4 separate regions of the Homo sapiens genome follow, and all the other regions are linked to region 1. Evidence: chromatin contacts called from ENCODE Hi-C or POLR2A ChIA-PET data. All regions are on one chromosome and are shown on one strand. The core of a region is the stretch at or near the end of the contact, and the rest is flanking DNA. Distances in the headings are between cores, read along the strand shown.

Evidence for each region. Hi-C counts contacts between places; a loop is a spot of excess contacts on that map. ChIA-PET counts read pairs that join two places held with the same protein, here RNA polymerase II (POLR2A). Pooled maps may share reads with other maps.
Region 2: a map of CD8-positive, alpha-beta T cell shows a loop between it and region 1 (19-fold over the local background). The contact joins the promoter of C6orf120 here to the enhancer-like site in region 1. A Hi-C loop is called at or near these places in 10 of 168 maps with a recorded cell type or tissue (CD4-positive, alpha-beta memory T cell, CD8-positive, alpha-beta T cell, Caco-2 and 6 more), 9 of 37 single-sample maps with no recorded cell type and 18 of 50 pooled maps.
Region 3: a loop to region 1 is called in a map of PC-3, with 25 times the contacts of the local background. The contact joins two enhancer-like sites. A Hi-C loop is called at or near these places in 17 of 168 maps with a recorded cell type or tissue (A673, CD4-positive, alpha-beta T cell, CD4-positive, alpha-beta memory T cell and 11 more), 6 of 37 single-sample maps with no recorded cell type and 28 of 50 pooled maps.
Region 4: a loop to region 1 is called in a map of Calu3, with 20 times the contacts of the local background. The contact joins two enhancer-like sites. A Hi-C loop is called at or near these places in 1 of 168 maps with a recorded cell type or tissue (Calu3). POLR2A ChIA-PET finds 5 or more read pairs at or near these places in 1 of 52 experiments (BJ).

Annotation. Positions count from the first base shown.
Region 1 is chr6:168,891,933-168,898,495 of GRCh38, forward strand. No RefSeq gene overlaps it. Among named protein-coding and RNA genes, the nearest start is that of LINC01615, 270 kb to the right of the region's middle. Within about 2 kb of position 3,284, at least 6 of the 41 ENCODE cell types and tissues checked have a DNase peak (open chromatin) inside an H3K27ac peak, as active enhancers do.
Region 2 is chr6:169,699,315-169,705,877 of GRCh38, forward strand. It overlaps C6orf120 (chromosome 6 open reading frame 120), which reads left to right and starts at 2,812. Exons shown (of 1, transcript NM_001029863.3): 1 at 2,812-6,563. The coding sequence starts at 3,146. The coding sequence ends at 3,721. WDR27 (WD repeat domain 27) reads right to left here and starts at 2,715. Exons shown (of 26, transcript NM_182552.5): 1 at 2,237-2,715. It overlaps PHF10 (PHD finger protein 10), which reads right to left. Exons shown (of 12, transcript NM_018288.4): 10 at 6,302-6,410; 11 at 5,819-6,007; 12 at 4,588-4,774. The coding sequence ends at 4,689. RefSeq lists enhancers at 2,269-2,348, 2,669-2,758 and a silencer at 2,809-3,178.
Region 3 is chr6:169,650,610-169,657,172 of GRCh38, forward strand. It overlaps WDR27 (WD repeat domain 27), which reads right to left. Exons shown (of 26, transcript NM_182552.5): 14 at 1,321-1,399. Among named protein-coding and RNA genes, the nearest start is that of WDR27, 48 kb to the right of the region's middle. RefSeq lists enhancers at 4,269-4,318, 5,524-6,319, 6,320-6,563, 6,492-6,563. Within about 2 kb of position 4,107, at least 25 of the 41 ENCODE cell types and tissues checked have a DNase peak (open chromatin) inside an H3K27ac peak, as active enhancers do.
Region 4 is chr6:169,449,162-169,455,724 of GRCh38, forward strand. It overlaps a transcript of WDR27 not described here. Among named protein-coding and RNA genes, the nearest start is that of LINC02519, 64 kb to the left of the region's middle. RefSeq lists enhancers at 1-759, 760-1,633. Within about 2 kb of position 3,841, at least 23 of the 41 ENCODE cell types and tissues checked have a DNase peak (open chromatin) inside an H3K27ac peak, as active enhancers do.

The DNA.
Region 1 (6,563 bases), core at 2,034-4,533:
GGCTCAAGCAATCCTTCCTCGGCCTCCCACAGTGCTGGGATTTTAGGCATGAGCCCCCGCACAGCTCTGTGGGAATGCAAGGCCTTATCCCAGGAACACATGCTGCTGGGGGGATAACCAGGAACATTGGCCCCAGTTTTCCACCTGGATCTGGGAAAGAGACATCACACAGCTCAGTGTCCAGGAGTGGGGGCAGCCCAAGACTCAGGCTCAGGTTTTCCACCTGGATCTTGGAAAGAGACATCACACAGCTCAGCCTCTAGGAGGCGGGGCAGCCCGAGACTCAGGCTCAGGTTTTCCACCTGGACCTTGGAAAGAGACATCACACAGCTCAGCGTCCAGGAGGCGGGCAGCCCGAGACTCAGGCTCAGGTTTTCCACCTGGACCTTGGAAAGAGACATCACACAGCTCAATGTCCAGGAGGTGGGGCAGCCCAAGACTCAGGCTCAGGTTTTCCACCTGGATCTGGGAAAGAGACATCACACAGCTCAGCATCCAGGAGGCCGGGCAGCCTGAGACTCAGGCTCAGGTTTTCCACCTGGATCTCGGAAAGAGACATCACACAGCTCAGCATCCAGGAGGCGGGGCAGCCCAAGACTCAGGCTCAGGTTTTCCATCTGGATCTGGGAATGAAGACATCACACAGCTCAGCGTCCAGGAGGTGGGGCAGCCCGAGACTCAGGCTCAGGTTTTCCACCTGGATCTGGGAATGAAGACATCACACAGCTCAGCGTCCAGGAGGTGGGGCAGCCCGAGACTCAGGCTCAGGTTTTCCACCTGGTCCTTGGAAAGAGACATCACACAGCTCAGCGTTCAGGAGGCGGGGCAGCCCAAGACTCAGGCTCAGGTTTTCCACCTGGATCTCAGAAAGAGACATCACACAGCTCAGCTTCTAGGAGGCAGGGCAGCCCGAGACTCAGGCTCAGGTTTTCCACCTGGATCTGGGAATGAAGACATGACACAGCTCAGCGTCCAGGAGGCAGGGCAGCCCGGGACGTGGGCTCAGGTTTTCTGAGCTCATCTACTTGGTCTCTCCTCACTCACTGTATGACCTCAGGTAACTTCCTGAGTGTCTTCATGCCTCAGTTTCTCCGTGTGCAATAGGAGTTTTGTGAAGATTAATTGAATTAATAACTATGTCGGGACAAATGTATCAGCTCCTGGCACTTGGTAATATAAGCCATGACTCTTCACTGTTGTTATCATTTGATATTTGAGCTTAATGCCAAAAGTTTCTCCGGAGGAAGGTGCAGCTCTCTCGAAGGCGCTGAGCTCCAGCAGGGAATGTACATCCCAACTCATAATTTCCTTCAATGTTAAAACATGAGCCAGTTGCCTGTGACTTTATTCCTTTCGTGCATTCGTGAGTTTACTATCAAGGAAATACAGGTAAGCTCTTCACGTTTATGTTTTCACACTCTTAAAGGCAACTCTGATTCTGATGTTTTAGGCTTTAGTCCATGTTTATCCTGTCTTCTAATTGTTCTAATTTTATGCATGTCTATAATAGTTGTCTTATGTTTCTAAATTACTTTTTATCTTTTTATGTTTTATAGCTATACCCTTTTTCATGATTTTTAGTGCATTAATGCCTGGGAGTGACAGCTGTTTACAATTCAAATCCCACATTCTGCTGCGAACTCTCCTCCTCTGTGTCCGGAAGGTTCTATCCACTTTCCTTTTGTGCATTTAGTTATTGGCACTGCTCCTTCTCCCCTAAAAGAATTCTAAGCAATTACACTTGCTCCATTTCCCTTTAAGGACTCGAACTCACTTCTCCCAGCAAGTCACACTGGCTTACTTGGTCATTGATCTTATGTTTTAGTCTCATTTCCGAGAACCTGCTCATCTGCGGTTGCCTTGTGTGTGTTGGAGACCTTCTCAGAGATGGGGTCATTTTGACAAAGTCACAGAGCAAAAGCCATCACACATCAAAGCCAGGGCTCCTCTGATGCTGAGCCAGTGGTGGGGCCAGGGCTTCTCCGATGCTGAGCCGGTCCCTTTATCCCGTACCCCATCCTCCCTGTGTGAAGGGCATGTGAGACAAAGCCCTTCCAAGTGCAGGACCTGACTCATAGCTCTGACACCTCTGCTTCCTGGGCCGTGTGTGGACAGGCACTGTCTTCTTGAGTGTAGACTGTGTGTTTTTCATTCTTCCATCTGCGACCCGTGGACCTGGGCGTGGGCGATATGGCTGCATTGAGCCTCTAACTGGCTTTCTTATGATAATTATTTTTATTTTTATTTTTTTGAGACAGAGTCACGCTCAGTTGCCCAGGCTGGAGTGCAGTGGTGTAATCTCAGCTCACTGCAACCTCCGCCTCCCCAGCTCAAGCCATTCTCCTGCCTCAGCCTCCTGAGTAGCTGGGATTACAGGCACCTGCCACCATGCCCAGCTAATTTTTGTATTTTTAGTAGAGATGGGGTTTCACCATGTTGTCCAGGCTGGTCTTGAGCTCCTGACCTCAGGCGATTCGCCTGCCTCGGCCTCCCAAAGTGCTGGAATTACAGGTGTGAGCCACCGCGCACGGCCTACAATAATATTTTTAAAACGGCTTTCTCCTATTTTCTTTGGCCTGTCTAAACTTAAGTATCCATATTTCTGTTTTCTGTGTTTGGATATATATATATATATATAATATTTTCCCCATTTTCTCTCATTTTCCCTCAATTTCCTAAAATTTGCCTTTTTCCTTTTATTTTCTTATGACATTATTCTTGTCAAGTACAATTGCTTTTGAATACAAAGTATTTTGGTTTATGATGTTCATGATTTGTCCTGAGATCCTAAAATTTTTGAGGAGAAACCCTTGTCTTCACTTCTAAGACTATTTTATTTTAGTTCTTTTCTCTGCATCCCCCTTAACCAGCTAATAACATTTTGTCTTGATTTCATAATATGATAGGTTTTCATCTTTGTGACTACCATGTGGTCACTTTTACTCACTAGGCTTTTGAACTCAATTTAAACAGAATAACTTACCAGTGCAAAATATGAGGTTAGATGAGTAAGTTGGAATCAAAATTCTGCCATGTTGGGCAAATTATTCACCTACATATTGTGAAGTGTTGTGTTATTTCTCCTTATTTATTCTTATGGGGTCTTATTAAAATCTTAGCATTTGTTAAAGAAAATAATATTCATCATTTAAAGACCAGACGGTTCAATCTAATGAATTTTAATAACACAACAAATTAAACCACGTTTGCCCCATTCTGTAAACAGCGCTGCCTGCTTTTCTGTCCTGGCACAGTGTCCAGGCTTGGCCACGAGGGGGCACTTGAAACCTGCCTTTCGGTGCCTGGTCGTCGTCCCCTGAAGTGAAAAGTTGCCCTTCCGGTTATTTCCCTTCCTGTTTGTCTGCCTCCGGGGTGTGTGGCTTCATTATCAGATCTCAGCAGCTTATGAACTTTAAAAAGGGTAATAAGCCCTGTGAAAACCCCCTTTGTGCACGTTTTCAAAAATGTATTTAACATCCAAAAAGAATGTTATGACACTCACTGTCTCCACGAGTGAAAATGTGTGTGCACATTGTGTGTGTGTGCATGTATGTGTGCATCCATACGTGTGTATGTATGTATGCATCTGTGTATGTGTGCATGCATGTGTGTGCGTCTGTGTATGTATCCATATGTGTGTGTATGTGTGTGCATGCATGTGTGTGCATGTGTGTGCACGTGCATCGCTTGCATGTTTTCTTGTGTGTGCATATCTGTGTGTGTGTGTGTGTGTCCCGGATAAATAAGCCATCAACTAAGAAGGAAACAGGCTGGCCTTTGTCTAGGGCCTGCCTTACATCTGCCGGAGTCCAAAGTCCACAATTCTTCCCTTTCGATTTCTGCCTTTTCCATAACTGGCACTGACCAGCAGAAACAGAAATGTGTTGTGAGGTCACCACCATCACCTTTCTGCTCATCCACACGTGTGCTGGGGTCTGCTGCCGGCAGCGGTGTGGCAGGACTCGGCGGTCTCTTGTGCAGGTCTGCGTCTCAGATGAATGAGGATGAAGTTTTGATTAGATGCCCTCTCCGTTCCCTGAAACTCTGGAATTCTAGGCCTGTCTCTTTTTCCTGCTTCCTTCCCTCCCTTCCTGCTTTCTTCTCTTCCTTCTTTCTTTTCTCTCCCCATCCCACCCTCCCTTTTCCCTTTTTCTCCCCCATCCCTTTACTCCCTAAATGAGTGTCTGAGGGGCCGACCACAGTGCCGTGCTGTGTCCTCTGCGAGTGTGTATTCAGAACTACAAGAAATCACTTTGTTCCTTCTCCTGTGTACTCACGGAACTTGATTCTTGCCCTGAGAAGAAGGCAGGAACCGGACACCTCCATCACCCTCTCTTTTTACACTTTCCAACGTCAGGACAGCACCCTTCCCTCCACTCCCACCTTCAGACTCTCAGAGGAACAGGCCATCTTCAGCTTGCGTTAGAACCTCTCCTCTACAGCCAGGACCCAGGTGTTTTCACACATTCCCCAGGGTTTTCTCTCCAATCAGCTTTGCGCCCCATCCCTCATGTTCACATTCCATTTAGAGAGGAAGCTGCACTGGCCCTGAGCCCCGCATTGCCTGGTGTTTCCCATCACTGCTCCACTGACCTTCCTGTCTCCTGCCGGGACGGTGGCTGTGGCCCCCGAAGCTGGGCTCCTGCCTTCCCTTGCCCCCCACACCCTCCTCGAGGCTCCAAGAGTGACAGGCTGTGGGCAGCCTCAGTCCTCTCCCCTCTCCATCTGCTTTCAACCAGGAATTAATTCGAGCAGGAACACCGCAGTGAACCCTTCCTGGCAGAATAGGACTGTGGTGTTGAAGGCAAGGCTCAACCACCCTCCACCAGCCTGGCTGAAGTTTTTGCAGAACCATGCTGCCCTCCGGGTCCCTTCCCCCAGTCCTTCTCCCTCCCCAGGAGCCTGAAGCTCTCCCCAGCTTCTTGTGCTCTCCAACAAGTCCCTTGAAAAAACTGATCCCATATTTCAATTTGTTATGAATCTATGTTTCTTTATGTCTCAGAGCATACTATTAACACTTGCTTTAAAGGAATAGTGTACTAATTACAACATGGAGGTCGGTCTCCACTGACACTTTTCTTCTGGGATTGGGTCCTATTTTTCTGTTTCCTCGGTTGAAGATTGTAAAGGTTTTGCCACTGTCCTGGACACTGAAGGTCACGTGTTCAGATTCTGGGTTCTGTTGTATTCCTCCAAACAGTGCTCAGCTGTGTCATTGCTGTTGTTGGTAGAGCGGACACTCACTTGACTGGAAGCAAACTGCAGGCTCTGTCTTTGGACAGCAGGTCAAATCTCAATTCAGACCTTTCATCTCTAGCTGGGCTGCTGGAGGTGTGTCTTGCATATGCACAGTTCAGGGGTCATCAGGTATTAGGGTAGAATTTATATACAAGATGCGTGGATGCCCCTCTCTGTCTCTTTCTCCACAGATTTCTCCTTAATGTCTTTGTGTCTATGGTTACCCCCAATTTTACCCTGCGGTGTTCTTCAGATGAGAAAGACTGCAGGTTACCTACTGGAGTTTCACTGCCCCACATGGCCTGCTGGAGCCTGGCCTTGGGGTAGAAGCTGTGAAGCTGGTATATTCACTCTGTGCCAACTCCTCTCCTCCAAGTGCTAATTCCAGCCCAGAAACTGCCTGCTTTGGAGCATGATGTAAACTTGGCCTCCCTTCATGCTACATACAGACCACGGAAATGGGACAACCACCCCAGGGTGCTCTGGGACCAGCTTGCATTGATTTGCAAGAGTGATTGTTGAACATTCTGCAATTTCCAAGCTGGCTGTTCCATCATTTGTAGCTTGAAACCAGAAGTTGATTAAACATGGTGGGACCATTTATACCATGGTACTTGACAAACTACAAACCAGGTGTGTCTGTCTGTCTGTCTCTCTCTCTCTCTCTCTCTTTTGTGGGGAGGGCAACTAATGAGTACCCTACTACCCAAGACATTTACCACTTTATTTCCTCAAATGTTAACTCTCACTCAGGACTTGCCAGCTTATGGTTTTTCTCTGTTCCTCCAGATAACTGTTATATGTCTCTCTCTCTCTCTCTCTCTCTCTCTCTCTCTCTCTCTCTCTCTCTCTCTCTGTGTGTGTGTGTGTATGTGTGTTAGGAGTACGGTAGTAGTTCTACAAAAGAACAACTACAAAAGAAAACTCATAGCTGTTATCTCAAACAAGGTGAATAGGCTCTGATGGGAGCCTTTCAGCCATCATTATAAACAAAAACCCTTTCAATGTATCTTCAATAAAAAGATCCTCTCTCTTCTTTCTTAGACATCATGTGATCTCTGTTCGTATGACAGGCTCTTCTGATCCAATCATCTCTACTCATTCCTTAGGTTAATTTTTGGCTTGATCAGTATTAATGTTCATATTAAGGCTTTTCATAATCAATTTGTGACTTAACACAATTAATATATTTAAACATCTATTAAAACTGAAATACATTTGTGCCCATCTATAGAGAGGGAAGTTTCTCACATGTTCTCTACAAACACTGGCTACTTGGTTACAAGAAACACTTTCACATTTTCTAGTCCCACAGGCTATTCACC
Region 2 (6,563 bases), core at 1,562-4,061, 810 kb after region 1:
CTGACCTAGGATGGCTACCTTCCCACTCAAGCCTTTGTTCCACATAACCTCAGGGTATCAGCTGCCCAGGAGACCAAAAGAAAATAAAGTCAGGCTTGAACAGTAGACACAGGAAGAACGACAATGGCATCACCAGCACACAGAGCTGACGAGATACACACAGACCAGAAGCTGCTGTGCTCGTGAGGACACGATGAAGCCTAAGAAGTATCAAGCAAAGAACAGAGTAAGGGCACACGGTGGGCTCAGGGCTGACTGCCTGGTCCCCACTGCCATGCTCCAGGAGTGAGCTATGGCAGCCTTCCAAGACAGCATCCTCATAGCCACATCAGATGAGACCGTGGAGGAAAAGGACTAAGGGTAGAATCAAGGGCCTCAGCAAACAAGCCAGGCACAGTGGCTCACATCTGCAATCCCAGCACTTTGTGGGGCCGAGGCAGAAGGATCACTTGAGCCCAGGAGTTCAAGACCAGCCTGGGCAACATAGTGAGACCCTGTCTCTACTTTAAAAAAAAAAAGTAGTCAGGTGTGGCAGTGCATGCTTGTAGCCCCAGCTGCTGGGGAGGCTGAGGTGGGAGGATCGTTTGAGCCACGGAGGTTGAAGCTATAGTGAGCTGTGATTGTGCCACTCTACTTCAACCTGGACAACAGTGACATCCTGTCTCAAAGGAAAGAAAAAGAACAATGGACAAGGGAATTCCTCCCAGATAGCAGAATCAGGGTCTAGTTGGGAAATTCCTCCCACCTCCACCCCAGCATCACTTCAAAACTGCTATAGACCAGTGTCTGCCATGTGTCTCCCTTTTCCAAAAGGGAGATGGTTACAAAAACCATGGTCATATTTAACCACTGCATTTTAGTGGGGAGAGCAACTAGTTTGTCTTCTTAGTCCATAGGGCTCTGGACCACGAGGAACCACAGCCAGGCCTGATGGAGAGAACTGTGCAATCCTGAGAAATGTTCTGTGTTGCACTAGGCACCTTGACAAAGTGTCCCCCTTGGGGTGGGGAGAGTGTGTTCTCCATGTGGGATCAAGAGTGGAGCAGAGATCTGGTCACCAGAAGAGAGACTACGGTAAGTGCTGTTCCTTTTCCACTAAGCCACTTCCCTTTCCTTCTAGACACAGAACTAAACTACACTCCCTAGCTTCCCTTGCAATTAAGTGCAGCCATGTAGTCGTTGAGTGCCTGGCCCATAAATTCCTCCTGCACTGCCTCTCTTCTTTCCCCACCCACTGGCTAAATGCGGAGAATTCAGAGGGCCTAAGGAAAAAAACCACAACATGGAAGAATTTTAGGCTGCAGCTTGCAGAGAGCTGCCCAAAGGAATCGTCTGACTAGAAACCGCTACACAGGACTGTGTGAGCAAGAAACATGCAACTGTTCTATTGGGGTGAATTGCTACAGCACTTAACCTACCTCCACTAATATAAATTGTTTAACATTTTTTTGAATTACAAAAGCAATACAATACAAAACATTTAAACAATGCAGAAATAATAAAGTTTTTTATCCCTACCTCCTCTCCCTGCTGTGCCAACCCTAGGGGATAATCAATGTCACAGGATATCCCCAGGAATATCCATGTACATACATGCACAGAACAAGTCAGGGAAAATAAACTAAATTTATTATTTTAGTGAGATTCTAGTGCACCTAACACTAGGTAAGCACTTCAGGAAAAGGCAGTGACAAGTGATTGCTAAAGATACCATAGTCTTAAAGTTAAGTCAGTAAACACAAGATAGTAATCCCAGATAAACTGGAAGCTGTAGAGTTAATACTCCTTTACTGGTACAGAGCAGTGTGTGTAAATTGTAGAAAATTTAGAAATACATAAAAAGATGAAAACTCTACTACTCGAGGAGTACCACTGATAAAATCCTGTGCATTTCCGTTTTTTTAATGTACATACGAATATTTTTAAAAAGAGAAAATTACTCCCTTCTGATTAGAAAAGATCGAAATTTTTCTCTTTTAGTGATAATCAAGTCAGAAACTTGCTGTTTGGCTCGAGTTAGGAAAACCTAGCCTGGTAGTTACCACGCAGGTTGAAAGGCCAGTGGGGCATAATTAACGAGCCCTCAGGGTCCACGCTCCCGCCCTCGGAGCTCAGAACCGACGGGAGGTGCAGGAGGCCGGGCATTTCTACAGCCCTGGTTCGTTCCTAAACTACTGAATCTTTTAAAGAGATCTGAGTGCTCCTTATACACAGCTGCTTTAATTAAAATAACCACCTGAGCCCTTTTCCTCCGAACTCCACATGCGCTCAGTTCTCAAAGCGCCGATCTCAAGCGGCCGCCCGGATGCTCCGGCCCGACTTGTGCCCCGAATTCCCCTGGAGACCCTCGCACTAGCACGGCGTCAGGAGGAGGCTTCGGGTGACGAGACAGCGGGCAACGGCTCTGGTCCAGAGCGCGCGTGTCCGCCGTTGGAAGCGGTCACGGCGGAACCCTCAAATCGCCCCCTTTCCTAGAGACCTCAGCGGAGCCGCGAGCAACCGCGCAGCCCCCGCGCTCCAGCCCTGCGCCCTAGGCACACGCCCCAGAGCAGCAGCTCGGGTTCGGCGCCGACTCCGCGCCGAGACCAGCCCGCTAGGGGAGGACTCACAGCACCCAGCTCCCAGGAGGGCACGCAGAGGACTACCGAGCCACACTCCGCCCCACGCTCGCCGCTATGGTTACTTGCCAGCCGACCCACGCGAGCCGCTATGGTTACTAGCCCGCCGCCCCTCGCGCCCACGCCCCTTTCGCTATCTCGCGACAGCTGGAGAAGCCTCGCTTCCGGCCGGCTCACTTACGGACCTAGCGTCACTTCCGCCTCCGGCGAGGCTCCGGCCTCGGGTCCGGATGTATAAAGCGCGGCCCCCTGCGGGGAGTGGTGGTGAGTCCGAGGGTGCCACAGCGGCCCTGCCCCTGCCCCTGCCCCTGCCCTGAGTGGGCGCCGCGCTACGGGGGAGGGGTTAACCCACCCCTCCTCCCCGGGGCCTCACGCGGGTGGGAAGGGACAGTCCCAGCGACAGACCAGGCGCCTGGACGCGCCGTGGACCCGCGTGCGGACGGCGGGGACAGGCTCCGGTGCTGAGCGCCTCCGGTGTCCCCAGCAGCACTGACCCACTTGCAGGCCCCGGAGCTGAGCCGCCAGCCATGGCCGCTCCCCGCGGGAGGGCCGCGCCCTGGACGACGGCCCTGCTGCTGCTCCTAGCCTCGCAGGTCCTGTCTCCGGGAAGCTGCGCGGACGAGGAGGAGGTCCCCGAGGAGTGGGTGCTCCTGCACGTCGTCCAGGGCCAGATAGGCGCCGGGAACTACAGCTACCTGCGGCTGAACCACGAGGGCAAGATAGTCCTCAGGATGCGCAGCCTCAAGGGAGATGCGGATCTGTACGTCTCCGCCAGCAGCCTGCACCCCAGCTTCGACGACTACGAGCTGCAATCGGCCACCTGCGGCCCGGACGCCGTGTCCATCCCCGCGCACTTCCGGCGCCCAGTGGGCATCGGCGTCTATGGACACCCCTCCCACCTGGAGAGCGAGTTCGAGATGAAGGTGTACTACGACGGCACGGTCGAGCAGCACCCGTTCGGCGAGGCCGCCTACCCCGCCGACGGCGCAGATGCCGGCCAGAAGCACGCTGGTGCCCCGGAAGACGCCTCGCAAGAGGAGGAATCTGTTCTCTGGACGATATTAATTAGCATTTTGAAACTGGTACTTGAAATTCTCTTTTGAGTCGTTGACCACACTCTGGGATATAAAACCCTCCATCTGTGAAGCTGATTGCAGTTTGCTGTGAACCTTGCTACTTGTACTTGGTTGAAGTTCTAGGTACCTTTAGTCAAGGGATGGAAAAATAAAGCCATACGCAGTTTTGTTACCTCAGTTACCCCAAAAATAGGAAAAGCAGCAAGCACAGTATTTTAAAGATCATAATTCCTATAAAAGGACTGTGCACAAAGTGTTTAGACTCCATTTTCATTAGGCAGGTTGACTAAAAATGATTGCAGTAACAGGTTTATATAAAATAGAGCAACCTTTCATGCTGTGACACAAATCAAAAGGTTGATAACTTTGTAATTTTACTCTGGAGATTCTAACCGAAGTTGGTGTAAGTTTTCAAGAGTTACTAAAATCAAGTTGGAAATGATTTACGTACACTTCCCTGAGCCTGGACTAAAGCCTCATGCCTGTACCCCAAGTAGGTGATGGTACTTTTCTATACAAAAAGGATTTCCTGGCAGGCAGGTATTTACAAAGTTTGTTCCTGTACCAGTCCAATAATGACAACTCTAAATCCAGCTGCACCAAATCTTAGTGGGCCATTTGTCATACCTATGAAAATTCTTCAGTTATTAAATAACTTTGTCAGTGCTACCTATGGTAGGCCGGAAACAATGTAGATTAGGAAGTTTCATGAAAATTAACTTTTGGGGCTATGGAGAAACAGTTAAGTATCTTAAGTTACTAAACATTTCCACTGAATTTTTGGAGTGAGCCAAGGTTACTATAAAATACTTTGGAAGATGAATTCTCTACCTGGAGTTAGTTTCGAGAGTAAGCGTAGCTTTTAACAGAAATAACTGCAGATTTTAAGCTCATAATTTGCAAAAAAAATCTTTTATTGGCATGAAAATAATGTTGTAAATGGCACCAAATATTCCACTTAAATGCATATACAGTATTAGAGTCAAAAACTATTTTATCCCTCTTTGCTGTTTTTCCCCCTTCTGCCCACTTTCCTGGGTGTTGGGGGGGCCCGCTGACAACAGTCACAAATCCAGCGACCTAGGAAAAAAATTGTTAATATAGAATGAAAAATTATCTTTACAGGACTGAATTTTAAGCCCATCTAAACTCTTCTGCCTTAGCTATCACTAATGATATTCCTCTCTGGATTTTGTGGTGAGAAGGGCACTATGAGTTCCTTAATTTAAGGAAAAAATGTAAACTTAATCAATGTAATCAATGCCATGCAAAATTCATTGCAAGTCAAGGGGGATGGGAGAGATGCAATGCCATACGGTGATACGGACCTTTAAGAAAGTACAATCTTTCCTGAAATTCAAACACTATCATACTTCAAAAGGTCAAAACCCATTCCGGAATTTGGCTTTTTTAAGACTTTTTCTCTCCTGCTCACTGGCAGCTGTGTGTCTTAACAGCATTCTTTCAAGTCCTGGTGTACTCTGCTGACAGCACTTTAAAACTTTAACAGCACAATGATAACTTGTACTACATACTTGATCTGAATTACTACAGAAAAATAATTATGTTGCTTGCTTAATGATTCCCAGGAAACTTCGTTGTAGGCATATATTTTATAAGAGTATTATACAGTGTTAACTATGCAAGTAAGTTCTAAAATTACACAATTATCTGTGTAATGTTTTAGTCCAATTACTGTGATTTATTCAACTCTGTTCTAAAGTTATCTGGAATTGTCATGCTGCCTCAATTTACAGAAATCTATAATAGATTTCTATAGAAATGTATAAAGACGTAGCAGTCATTTTGTTGTTTCTAAATAGATAACATATAAAAATAAAGGCTTTGTTACTTTAGTATTTCAGTAGAAAAACACCAGCTCATTCTATAGAACTATACTTCCAAAACTTAGCAGGGGCATTCTGGCCTTTCACTTATCCTTTAGTTGGAATTGTCTAGGGATGAAAAGCTGGTGGACATGACCTGTATAATCACAGCTTTGGTCATATTTGCACATAAGAGTCCACAAGCTCTTCATGTCATGATAGCGTTTATGCAGCCTTTTGGAGTGCTGGGAGAGTCTCATCACCCAAAGATAATGTTTGCTCTTTTTTTAATCTTTACCTGATGGAATAGCACCAAGGCCCACACAAAAAGTATGATAACCTCTGTCACACATATCACAGAACATCATTTCTTCTTCATGGTGGGGTTGTCCACATATAATGCATGTTTTACATTCCATACACTGCCATGGGTAGGTCTTAATCATAGAAACAAGCTCCATTGTCATATCCAGGCAAGAAGGATGGCCTAAATCAAAACCAGTATTAGTGGTATCTCACATAAGAAATTTTAACTTAATATGGCACATAAAATACTAGTTTGCTTTAGGACTTCCAGAGAATGGCTATAATGTCAAATCGCCAAAGAGAAATGAATATACAATGTAGAGGAAAACACATGGGCTGTGTCTATGCCTCACAAGCTACCCTGTGTATTTAATTTGGTGACTCTTTGGTTGAAATCTGCCTGAAACTATAAATTCTAGTTTTTGAACCAATAAATACGGTGGTTAAAATTTTAAAAAGACATTTCAATACTTACCACTATTCTCACATTGGGAGCAGTGTATAAGTGATTCAGCCTTTCCTTTCTTGTTGGACTCCTTACCCTTCAGACAAATTCCACATATAGCATTTGGAATGACCTTTGGCTGGAAGGGTAGAAGAGGGCTATAAATTCATGCCAGAAGAGCTTACTATGGGTTTAAAAGGAATTCTGTTACTTTATTGCCCTATTTTTACTTTTGGTAACTTGCTAATGAGGACCATTTTGAAAGACAAAACTTGACAGGAGTCTGCCTACA
Region 3 (6,563 bases), core at 2,857-5,356, 760 kb after region 1:
CATCCATGCTCCCACTCATCCATCTCTTATCCCTCCATCCCCACCATCCATCCACCAACTCATCCATCTCTCATCTCTGCACTGCTCCATCCCCTCCATCCACCCACCCACTCATCCATCTCTCATCCCTCCATCCCTCCATCCCCACCATCTATCCACTTATTCATCTCTCATCTCTCCATCCCTCCACCCCACCATCCATGCACACACGCATCCATCTCTCATCCCTCCATCCCCTTCTGTCCATCTCTCCATCCATCCATCCCTCCAAAAGTGCCTTATGAGAGGGTCCAGGGTGCTGAGTGCTGTCCCAGGCACAGGGGTTTAAAGAACAGATAATAAGACACAGTCACCATTGTTCAAGCCAGAGAACAAGCAGAGCAGGGAAGGGCTTAGAGGGTTGGAAGATGTGTTTACACAGAGTGGCCTGGGATTTCTGCCTGGAGCACAGCAGTACCACTGGGAGGGGTGGGAGTTGGGGAGTGGCCAGGGGCACAGAAGAGCTTGGAGGGTTGGAGGCTGTCTTTACACAGAGTGGCCTGGGATTTCTGCCTGGAGCACAGCAGTGCGGGGCGGGGGGGGGGAGTGGGGGAGTGGGGGAGTGGCCAGGGGCACATGAAGACGGGAGCTTGGTAGAGGTGAGTGCCAACCAGGGAGACAAGCGTGTGCGCTGCGGTCAGGGACTCCAGGTAACAGAGCCATTTTGGCCGCTATGTTAAGAGACATAAAAAGTCAAGAGGTGAGGTAGGAGGCGGGGGATATGTCTGCATTTTCTTCAGAAAAGTCACATTTGCCTTTGAGGAGTGGGCTCCTGAAGGTTTAGGGAATCTCAAGGCCTCCTCATGGTTTCTCAGCTGCTTTGTATCTCCTTGCCTTTGAGCAGTCTTGCTAACTCAGGGACTCAGGGCCTAAATGCACTCTGTTATCGTGCTCTGATGTTACGGCAGAGCTGTGTTCTAAGAAGAGCACCGTGTCCGGCCTTGATGGGCCACGTTTGTTTACAGCATCGTCATGCTCTCCCAGCCCCACACCCCACCAGCTTCCCCTCACCTCCCGGGACCACCACGTTATCAGAAAAGGACTCGGAGGACTGCTCTGAGGCCCAGCACATGGTGAATGCTCAGGAAACGTTTGCTGCTGCAGCTGCTGCTAACTGGCATGCTGGGGTCCAACCCACCACATTTTAACTTCTGTTTCTATTGCTATGTCCTCTCTCCATACTGTGGCCCTCGGGGATGTATGTGTGTCCCTATTTGTGTTAAAATCCTGCATCTGTGACGCAGGTGCATTTCTGTCTCTCATTGACATGAGTTCACTCACTGTGGTGCTGACGCATAACCAGATGACCTAACTTTACTATGGAAAACCAGGCGTTGGTCCTTCATGACGTTCCGTGCAGCTGTGGAAAGGCAATTTTAAAGAAGAAACAAACACTTAAAATTAGCATCTCATGATGGACATGAGAAGAACAGAGTCTCTTCAAAACAGAAACATTCACACAAACAGAATGAATTCCTGACCATAAATTTAAGAGGTTTCATATCTGAAGTCACACCAACCATCATCAGCAAAAGATTAAATCAAGGGATTAAAAGGATAAGAAAATAGCCCAAGTTGGTTGTTTTGTTGTTGTTGTTTTGTTGTTGTTGTTGTTGTTGAGACGGAGTCTCGCTCTATCGCTAAGGCTGGACTGCAGTGGTGCAAGCTCGGCTCACTGCAACCTCCACCTCCCATGTTCAAGTAATTCTCCTGCCTCAGCCTCCTAAGTAGCTGGGATTACAGGCACACGCCACCACGCCTGGCTAATTTTTGTATTTTTAATAGAGAGGGGGTTTCACCATGTTGGTCAGGATGGTCTTGAACGCCTGACCTCGTGATCCACCTGCCGCAGCCTCCCAAAATGCTGGGATTACAGGCGTGAGCCACTATGCCCGGCCTAGCCTATTTTACATTTTGCATAGCACTACCAGTTGACAAAAACTCTGACATCACGTGAACTTACCACAAGGGTAAGTGTTGTAAGTAGAGGGAGGCAAATTTGGGGATTATAGCATTACTGTAAATGAAACATATCCATTAATTTTCCATGGGAATATTTTCTAAACTACACCCAAAACATCAACATGTTAAAATTTAATCACTTTCTTGCTACAGAAAAGTTATCTCTGTATTAAAACTATTTATATAATTGTTCTTACTGAAGGTTTTGTTCTAAACTCTAAATGCTATCGTTAGTTGCGAACCACAGTACATCACATATGCTAGTCTGAAACGAGATGACCCTTGTTGACAAAAAGTTTAAAAATTCCACTTTTAAGGAGTGATCTAAATGAAGCGTATGTAAGAAGAAAAGCTAAAGAAACAAACATGTTAAGTTTTAAAGGTGAAATCAGGAGACTCGTGTCTCCTTCACGACAGGTTGTGTGCACAGATCTCACTTCCCAAATGCGCAGCCGTCCATGGCGGCAGACAAGACGAGCGGACCCCGTGGGTTGGACACGCAGGAGGCACTGCTCGCCACTCAGCATGGAGCCCACTCTCACAGGGGAGTTTCTTTCCATGGAAACAGTCAGAACCTTGGAAAACCATCTGAACAGTCTAGTATGATTCCAACTATTAGCCATTTTAATTAATATTGGTTAGTCAAGGTTTCCAAAAATTTTTTACTAGAAATGTATATATACATATAAATTCCTTTGTTATTAATTAAGCAAATGGTTCAAAAAGGCTTTTTTACATTGCACAACAATGTGAGGGTATGGAATCCCACTGAACCATACACCTAAAAATGGTTAAAATGGCAAGTTTTATTTTATACATATCTTATAATGAAAAAAGTAAATGAACAGAAAATGTCTTTTACAAGACTACAAAAATCAGTCTTTACCACATAAACAATGTGCAAGACCATATTATTTACCTAATAAACACTTTCAATTCTTCATTAGCATCATTACTACATAGGACTTTTTCAATTTTTTGAGGGTACTGCTATTTAAAAAGTGAATGCTAACTTTCATTATCTGGGTAACACACTGGTTAGGTATTCAGATGGCCTCTCCCACAGAGAAACGCCACAAAAGCCAGAAGAAATATGTGCTTCATTTTGTAAAAAGGGAAAAGAAAATGAGGACAAGATATTGAAACTGAGGTGAGCTGTGGATGGCGGCACCTCCAGCCACACAGGCTGAGGATTTGTGTGGCCTCAGGGAGGTGAGGGCAGAAAGGCCAAGTCCCTGGCCACTATGCGAGCTTCACCTTCTCCGACTAGCCCAGGAAGCCTGTGCCGTGATGGTCTGTACTGGTCCCAGGCTGCTGGCCCTGCAGTCAGAGTGACCTTGACAAGTGGCTTAAAAGGCCGGAAGCTGTGGATTTGTGCACCCAAACCCCTAGAAAGCAACGCAAATCTCCTTTGAGAGAACACAGTGCACTTCATTCAGTTCCAAAAAACAAATACAAAAACAAACAAAACAGAAACAAACAAAAAACTAAAGGCCCACTTCTCTAATGAAAATTGATGCAAAACTCCTCAATAAAATATTAGCAAACCAAATTCAACAACACAACAAAAAGAGTATACATCATGGGATTTATCCCTGACATACAAGGCTGGTTTTATACTCAAAATCAATCATATACCTAATTTAAAATATTACACCAAGCATTCAGGTATAGAAACAGAGAAAGCTCTCCCTAGCTCATTCTGTGGAGCTGGCACACCAAAACCAAACTCAGAAAGTTCCTGAGAAATCAATCACGCAAGAACATGAATCCAAAAGATCCTGTACAAAATAATAGCGAAGAGATAATAAATGCAAATTAGGCTTATGACAGTAAAGCGTATCTGATTAAACACAAGCAATAACCACCTCATGTTTAACCAGGAAAACGCAAACGAAATCATAAGACACCTCTGTATCGTCACTGGTTGCCAGACGGCTCAGGAGGGTCTCCAAAGGCTGGTGAGACCCCACTCCCAGCCGGTTTCCAGGTTCTTGGCACCTTCAGAGCAAGAATTTAGATGCGAAAAGCAGCAGCTTTTGCTGCAAAGCGAAAGCACACGCCTAAGTGAGAAGCCAGGCGAGCTGAGGAGGAGGCGCGCACAGGAGAAGGAGGCGCGCACAGGAGGAGGCGCGCACAGGGTTAGGCGGCGCGCACAGCAGAAGGAGGCGCGTTCAGGAGACGGAGGCGCGCTCAGGAGGAGGAGGGGCGCTCAGAAGGAGGCGGCTCGCTCAGGAGGAGGAGCCCCGTTCAGAAGGAAGCGCGCACAGAGGAGTTTGTGTTCTTTTGCGGGTGTTTCTTTAGTGACAGTGCGGGATCATCATCAGGTATTCTGGGAAAGGAGGGGATTTTTAGGTAACCCCCAACACAGCCTCGTTGTCTCTTACTCGGGTTTTCCCGGGAGAACAGAGGACACATCACGCTGGTGGGTTCGCCTTCTCTCTCCCTCGCTTTGGGTTTTCTGCCGCCCTGTGGTTACTTTGCCACGTTCCTGTCTTCGCTGTTGCCTGGGTTTTCCGTCCTCCTGTGACCACCCAGTGCTATTCTTGTCTCACACTGGGTAAGCAGAAATTCCAGCGTCCAGCGACATGCAGCCATGGCAAGAGCTCCGGGCAGGAGAGGCGGCGTGTGCTGCTGGAGTAACCTCTGGCCAGCCACCTGGGAAGACCCTTGCCATCGTCTGCCATCGACCTGCCATGTGGGGAACCCCGAGCCCAGCAGCTGCCCGCACAGAAGATCAGGGCAGCCCTCCCGGCTCCAGGGTACAGCAGGGTGCTGCAAAGACTGCTCACAACAGCAGCCTGGGACAAGCCAAACGTCTGTTAATACTGAATAAATCGTGGGTACATAAACCGCAGTATATCCAGACAACAGAACGCTGTATAGCAACTGAAGCAAATCTCACAGACACGAAGTGAAAAAGACAAATCAGAAAAGAACGCACTTAAGAAAGAATATTACTCTACATATAAACAGCCCCCAGATTAGACATATGAGAAGATTCATTGTGATGAAAGACTTCTCGGTGCCTCTTTGCCAGCTGGAGACCCCCGAGGCTGGCGATGCCCCTGCCTGGCCTGACAACTGAAGGGTGAGCAGGGCAGAGTTTTTTTTGTTTTTATTTTTTGAGACGGAGTCTCGCCCTGTTGCCCAGGCTAGAGTGCAATGGCACGATCTCAGCTCACTGCAACCTCCACCTCCTGGGTTCAAGCGATTCTCCTGCCTCAGCCTCCTGAGTAGCTGGGACTACAGGCGCCCGCCAACCACGCCCAGCTAATTTTTCTTGTATTTTTAGTAGAGACGGGGTTTCAGCGTGTTAGCCATGATGGTCTCAATCTCCTGACCTCGTGATCCGCCTGCCTCGGCCTCCCAAAGTGCTGCGATTACAGGCGTGAGCCACTGCACCCAGCTGGAGAGTTTTATTGAGTGACAGCTCTCAGCAGAGAGGGGACCCGGAGAGGGCAGCCCCCTACCCTCAGTCAGGTGGTCCCCCAGTGTGGCTGAGTTTGGGGCTTTTATGGACTCAGAATGGGGGAGTGCATGTTGATTGGTTTGTGACTATGCAAAAAAGGTTAAAAAAAAAAGGTACAACTCAAAGATGGGCACAGCAGTGTCAAAAACCAATTAGGGAGGAGTGGGAATATGTAAAATAGGTGAAGGGTGGGGGCCAATCAGAGGAAAGCATGCCAAACAGGAAAAGAGGTTCTCAATCCCGTCTGTGGATTCATCCGAGACATGTGGTTTGGCTTTCAGACGTGAAGCTGTCTTTGGTTTGGAGGTTGGGTTTCCCTGGGGACCTGCCTGTGTCCACCTGGAGGTTTATCTGACTTCTGCTGCTGTCAATTGTTAAGGATGAATGGTAGGAGGTGAGACTGACAGGGCCAAGAGAGACCAGGCGGGGTGGGGGGAAAGCATGTGAGGCGGCTTGTGGGGTCCAGGAAGACGAAGAGGTTCGGGGGGCTGAGAACGAGGAGGCCGGGAGGGATCACGTGAGGAGGCCTGGAGGGCCCAGGAGGAAGGAGCCAAGAAGGCCCAGGAGGGCCCAGGAGGAGGAGGCTGGGATGGCCCAGGAGGAGGCGACAGCTCCCAGCTCCGACAGCTCCCAGCTCCGCATTAGGCCGCAGCAGCCCAGGGGCATTCTCTTCTCAGCCATCTTCACACCCACTTGCTGTTGTCTTCTCTGCTATAGTGTCTTTTGCAATTTAAGATGCCTTTTCAATGGTGAATAATTAGCACCTCCTTACAAGGCAGAAGTTCCATGACTTAATGAGGAGGAAGGAGGTCAGAGGCCACTCCCAGCCGAGGAGTCAGCTTGGCCCAGAGGCTGCAATGCTGGCTGAGCCTGGCCGCCTCCCCCCGGCCTTCATTCTCACAATTTCTCAGAACTGTCCCCATGGTGATGGGACGGCAGCAGAGCATAAACCGGCAGGAGACGGGCAGTTCACACCGACAGTGGGTCTTTCATGGAAACAGGGCGGAGGAATGGGGGACCTGCTGGAAACCCCCAGCAGCAGGGACCGCCATGGCAGGACGAACAAGCAAACAGCTCCAGCCCCAGGCTC
Region 4 (6,563 bases), core at 2,591-5,090, 560 kb after region 1:
AATGTAGCCTACAGAGCACGTATTCAGATTTATGCCCTCTAAATGGATTACTACATTCTGAATGGCATTAACTTTCCAATGAGTAAGAGCCACTCATTCACCTCTCTCCTCTATTCCCAGTCCTTGAAATAGTTGATTTCAAATGTTTTCACCTAAGGTAAATGATAATATATGCAAAGATTTTGTACAAACTCCAGGGGAATTCCTGAGATATCTCACAAAGTTTGAATCTATGGAGACAAAGGAAAATTGTGCAACGAGTGGTGTTTTCTTTCACATAGTGCAGCAGACAGGATCACATGCCTCCAACGTGGGAAGGGGAACACGTCGACCCTAGGCAAGCAGAGGGCCTTAGCATGCTGACTCTGCAGGCTCATCCTGGGGCCTGCCTGAGCAGCCGTGTGGGCACCGGGACTGCAGTCCTTTCCCCTGCCTGCCCCAGCCCCACCATCTCTTGCCTGGAGGTCATTTGGCCACCCTCTTAGTGTCAAAGGCAGAAGCTATGAGAAAGAAGGATAGGAGAGGGATGCGGACCAGTTTTCAAATCCGGCAGGAGGAGCAAGGTCCTGGGGAGCATGTGGTGGAAGGTGAGCATCCCGACCTAGGAAGGCATTTCCGAATGCAGGGAACACAGTCACACCAAAGCGTATGTCCATAACCATCGTGGAAACTAACTAGGCCTTCTGACGAGAAATACAGAAGGGAGAGCCCATGCACACTAAACTACCACAATATTTGAGCAACAGAGCGAGAAAGAAGCCAGCACCATAATTTAAGAAGCTTAATATGGTGCTTGACTATTTGGGGTGAATAATTACTCAATATTTTAAAATTTTCTTTGTATATTTTAATTTATTACCTTTCTTCCAGAAGTCACACTCACCAAAATCTATTCTTTTGCAATTATACCAATGAAATTAGAGATATGGCCTCTGACCCTTTCCCACTTTTGAGTCTAGGACTTTAAGGAAACTACATCATCATTACGAAGACTGGGGAGCAACAGCGTCATGGGCACCGCTCTGCTCTGCATGAAGGAGTCCGACAGCTGCCAGCGGGGAGCTTTGGTGGTGCCAAATCCCCTGGAGAGAGGAGGCTGCAGCCCCAGGCAGCAGGGAGCCCTGGAGGAAGCTGCCTCTGCAGACTCGCGGGAATGCCAGCTCCGGGTTTCATTCCTTTGTTCACTGCTGCTTCCCAAGTGCCAGACGGAGCCTGGAACTCAGTGGCTGCTCTAAAGATACTGTTGAATGAGTAAATGAACGGAATTGCACAGGAGCGAGGCCACAGTTCTACAGCTGAGCTGCCTGTCACGGCCCTCACCCAACCACCACTGCTGGAAATGTGCAGACAGGGTGTGCCTCTCCCGTTTAAGGGAAATGTATTGAGATATCATTCACATACATGGCACGTGCTCAGGGAGCCCCCCAGGATGACAGAGCTCACCCATCACCCCACAGAACGTCTCTGCCCCATCCAGGCAGGCCCCAGAGTACACTGGGTCTGGCTTCTTTAGTCAGAGGTGGTTTGAGTGAGTCTAGAGACTTCATAGAATCTGGGTCACAGAGCAGGCACCCTTTTCCATCTGGTGTCTTCCACTCAGCGTAGCGGTCCCGAGATCCAGCGTGTCTCTGCTAGGATCAGCGGTTTGCTCCTTGGTGTTGCTGAGGAAAATTCTACTGCATGGAACACCACCATCTATCCACACTGGATAGACACCAGATGAGTGCTTCCGCCTGCTGTGAATGAAGCTCCTATGAACAGTCTCATATTAGGTATGAAAGGAAAATAAATCAATCACTAAACAAAGGGGAAAGTCAAGCTGGGAGCTGCCTCCCATCCTATTCCTAAATAAGATAGCTACAAAGATAAAAACGCTGTTCCTCCCTCACAATTTGCTCACAAGGAACTTCCTTGTGGAACAAGGACAGACAGAACTCAATCATCCCTCCGCTCACATGAGACAAACACAGATCGGAATGCTTCCTCCGCCCTGTTGTTTCACCCAGCCAGACTAAGGCATACGTAACTATTCCAGTAAATTGTGCATTCGGTGAAAGGCTAATCAGAAACTTAAAAGAATGCAGCCATTTGTCTCTTATCTACCTACAACCTGGAAGCCCCCTGCGCGCTTTGACTTGTCCTGTCTTTCCAGATAGAACCAATGTACATCATACATATAATGATTGATGTCTCATGTCTCCCTAAAATGTATAAAACCAAGCTGTTCCCCGACCACCATCACCAGGACCTCCTGAGGCTGTGTCACGGCACGTCCTCAACCTTGGCAAAATAACTTTCTAAATTTATTGAGACTTGTCTCAGATACTTTTTGGTTTACAAAGGTGTTTGTGGACATGTATATTCATTTCTCATAGATAAGTACCTAGAAGTTGAATTGCTTAGACATGAGTAAATGTATGTTTAACTTTTTCAGAAACTCCCGAACATATTTCCAAACTATACCGTTTTACACTCTGTCAGCAGAATTTAAAAGTTTCCACTGAACCACATCCTTGTCAACGTTTGGTATTGTCAATATGTTTAAGTTATTGATATTGTTCTAGTGAATGTGTAGAGACATCTCGTTTTGGTTTTAATTTGCATTTTCCTAATGAGGAATAATACTGAGAAATTTTTTCTTTCATATTGTCATATATGTGTCTTCTTTCTTAAAGTGCCTAGTCAAATATTTTGCTCATTTTTTATTGCTTTTTATTATAAACTGTGTTTTTTTAAATATTATCTTAACACACGTCTTTTGGCTGATATAATATTGTAAATATTTTCTCCCATTCTGTGGTCTACTTATTGTTTCCTAATGCTGTCTTTTGAAGAGCAAAATATTTTTCTCCATTTATGGAGACAAGATGGTCAACTTAGCTATTCCAAAATGTTTTTAAAATTCTAGTTTGTTTTAAAACAACCACAGCAAACTGCATGGATTTGTTCCACATCTTTGAAAGAAAAACATTATTTTATTTATTTCACAGTGGAAGATAAGTCAGTAAGGCCCCACTTCGGCAGGTTTTGTTTTCGTTTCCTCATGCCTCTGCAATGCTCGGAGTCACCCACGCCTTACTCACTGCGGCTGGAACGAACCCAGACTCCTCACTCCTCCCACAGCCTCTGGCGCAGGGCGCTCCTTGCTTGAAAGAAACGTTTGCGATTTTTAGTGGAAACGTCCGTGTTTTCTTGGTAACTGGTAAATGGCTGTAGATTACTGACACGCGGTCCTTTGTACGTAACAGAAGGCTTTGAGTGTTTCTGTGAGGATCACCCTGTGAAGAAACGGCTGCAGTGAGAGCAGCCGAGGCGGGACGCAGCCCCGGACGTGGGGTCAGAGAGGAGCCGTGCGTGGGGTCAGAGAGGAGCCGTGCGTGGGGTCAGAGAGGAGCCGTGCGTGGGGTCAGAGAGGAGCCGTGCGTGGGGTCAGAGAGGAGCTGAGTTCAGGACGGGCATGGCAGCCGCAGGAGGAGGGCAAGGCGGAGCCCAGGAGGGGCAAAGTGGACAAAGCCAGGGCTGGAGAGGGGAGACCCAGGATCAGCACCACGTTCCACGGGGATGGCACAGAAGCCTGAGAGGCCACGGCCAAATGTGGAAATTGGCTTTGCCAAATCTTGCATTTCAGAGAGAAAAGGCAATATGGCATTAATGCTTGCCTTGTTTAATTTTCGTAATTTTCCCTTTCTTCCTGCCAATAGCTTGCTTTGTTATCCGGAGGGTAGCCACGGTTTTAGCTCACAGTGATGTCAACTTGAAGCTTCTCTCCACAAGCAGCTGTGACCTCAGCTGCCGTGCAGTCAGCTTCCCCGGCCTCCCTCCCCAGCCTCCCTGGTCTCCCAGGCACAAGGCTGGGCACTGGCTTCAGAGTGGCTGCAAGGGCACGGCCCCCAGGCCTAGGGCTGATCAGCGTGAACAGTACCCAGCACACTTGCTTCAAAAAGTAAGAAGATATAGAACACAAGCTGCTTGTTCTCATGACTATAGCACAAACTATAAAACAAAACATCTTCCTCCAGAACACGGCAAGCTGGATGGACAGTGATCTGGACAAAAATTTGCTGTAGGTTTTGTAACTGGGGTTCAGTGAGGACCAGGCTCCCCAGAGCATACATGTGGAGACAATTAAGTTGATCCCATTTTCCAAGACTCAGAGGAGATGTATTTATATTAGGAATATAAACTTGCTATTAATGCAACTTCAGAATGTCCAGGTCATCCGTTGGGAAAAAAAAAAGAGTAAGTCTAGGGCTGGTTCGTGCTGTTGCTACATGGAGGGAATCCACATCCAAGCCTGCCGCTCACATGCTGGGACACATTGCCTCAGCCTCCATCTCTGGGAGTCCCACGCTTTCTCTCCTGGGTTGTCCCACTATTCCTTTTGAAGTCCTCATGTTAGTGACAGTTCAATTTTCTCTTCACCTTCAAAATTGCAGAGAACCTAATTTCTACTGACCAGTCAAGCTTGTTTCATTTATCTTCCATGTTAACTTCAATTAAAATGTTAACCATCTGGAATCTTTGGCCTCTTATGTGACAAAAATAGGCATTAAATTGTATCATTTCTTAAATTCTCTGTTGAAAAGTCCAAATACGTTACTGAATATGATACAGATTAGTAAGAATTTGGGCTCATTAAATGTAAGATAATTTCATAGCTTAAGGTAATTTCACACCCCAAGGGACTTATAACCTAAACACAAAGCAGATCACCAACATTAACTGTCAGCTGTCCACTGGAGAACTATCTCAGACAAAAAAATAAAATTTGGATTAGCTCTCCATGGTGCACAATACTTTCATGAACCATCTCTTTTGGGTTGGCAGCTGCAGTGTGTTCTGAGAGTATGTTAATGCTACAATAACAGTAAAAATAAAATTAAGTTGGGAACATACAGAAAAAAAGAAATTGATTACATTATTCCTAATGACGACCTGAATCAAAGTTGGCACTAAATAAATTTTTGTCAGAAAGGAGAAAAGAAATGAGAGAAATAAAAGAGAGGAGGCAGGATTTTATATTCTGCTCCCTTTTTGGAAAAACATATTTGTGTGAGCTATATGAAATTGCTATTCAAAACCATTTGCATGTTGGTCATTGGGTATGGCTCAGTCTAGTCTTATCACCACGGAGATATCTGCTAGGTATCTGAGAAAGATTTCTTGGTGGTCCTGTCAAACGGTGAGTTGGTGCTGCCACCTGGTTCCTCCAGGCTGCTTGACCTGCATGTGGGTACATGACTCACACAGGTTATCTTTTTCTCCATTAAGTAGCCAATCATTTGCCAAACAGTGATAACAGCACCTTTACTCTGAAAACACCCAGGCGTCCTCCTTCAATAAGTCTGAAATACACACAGTTTTCTTTAAGCTAAGGAAAAAGAATGAGCTCCCACATCTGCAAAGAATGCCTTAAACAGAATGTCAAAAACGAACAGATATTGTTTATTCCAGCATGTTCAGACCACCCCCCTTGGTGGCCAGACTTGGGACCACGATCACATTCTTGCTTTGTTGTCTAAAGAACATGGACTTGCCAAAGTTGTGCAAGCCCCATGACATGTGCCACATGATATGAATCATCTTATCACGCAAGCACCAGAAGGAATCTTCACAGCCTGTAATCACGGAGACAGCAGGCTAGACAGAGCCGGGGCTCATCCTTCCTCCCCTGCACATCCATGGCTGGGCTGCCAGGGCTGCAGGTGGACAGCACTTGTCCACAGGTGTGTGCCCAGCCGTGGGCTCCTCACCAGCCTGTGTCCACTCGGTTGGTGAAGCAGGACCACCACAGATCAAGAAAGCTGTCCTGGGGCATGGGTGAGCAAAGACTGCGGGCTCTGGTACCAGGCGACCCGGCCTAGTGTCTGAACCTGGACTTTCCTTGAGACCTGAGCGCCCTGGCCTGCAGCTGAGCCCTCCCGGACACCCTGGCTGCTCTGTCCTGCGTGAGGTGCAGCTGGAAAGCCTGGCTCAGTCCTCGTCACACAGACCTTGGAAAAGGCCAGGGCCTCTCAGCCTGATCAAGTCGACAGACTTTGCACGGGAGCAGTATGCCTTTAAATGGATTTTCCAAGACAGAATGTCATGGCTTCTCTCTGTGGCACAGCTCTTGATAAGTATTTGGAAAGTGAGGCTAAGAATAACAACAATGCCTATCAAACACACAGGTCTATTAGAACAATGAGACGATGAATTGGAATCAAGTGAAAACTAAAAAGCTCTACATAAACATGTTATTTTTATTACTACCTTTTGATGAAGGCAGAGCAACCAACCAGTTTTACGTTACAACACACTGTTCACTACTTCAGAACATTTCATTATGGATAGAATAGTACAGATAAAAAATAAACATGATACATCCCACCATTAGAAAGGCAGATCTCTAAGGCATCCACTCACAGCACCACCTACTCCTCCTCTGAGTGGTGTGGGGAGCACTGCTGATCGGAACCAGGCAGGGAAGCCTCTTGAGTCTACAGTGGCCAAGTCCTTCACCCCAGGCCAGAGGCCACACCAGAGCCCTGCCCTCCATGCCCCCTGGCTTTGTTCTCTGCTTT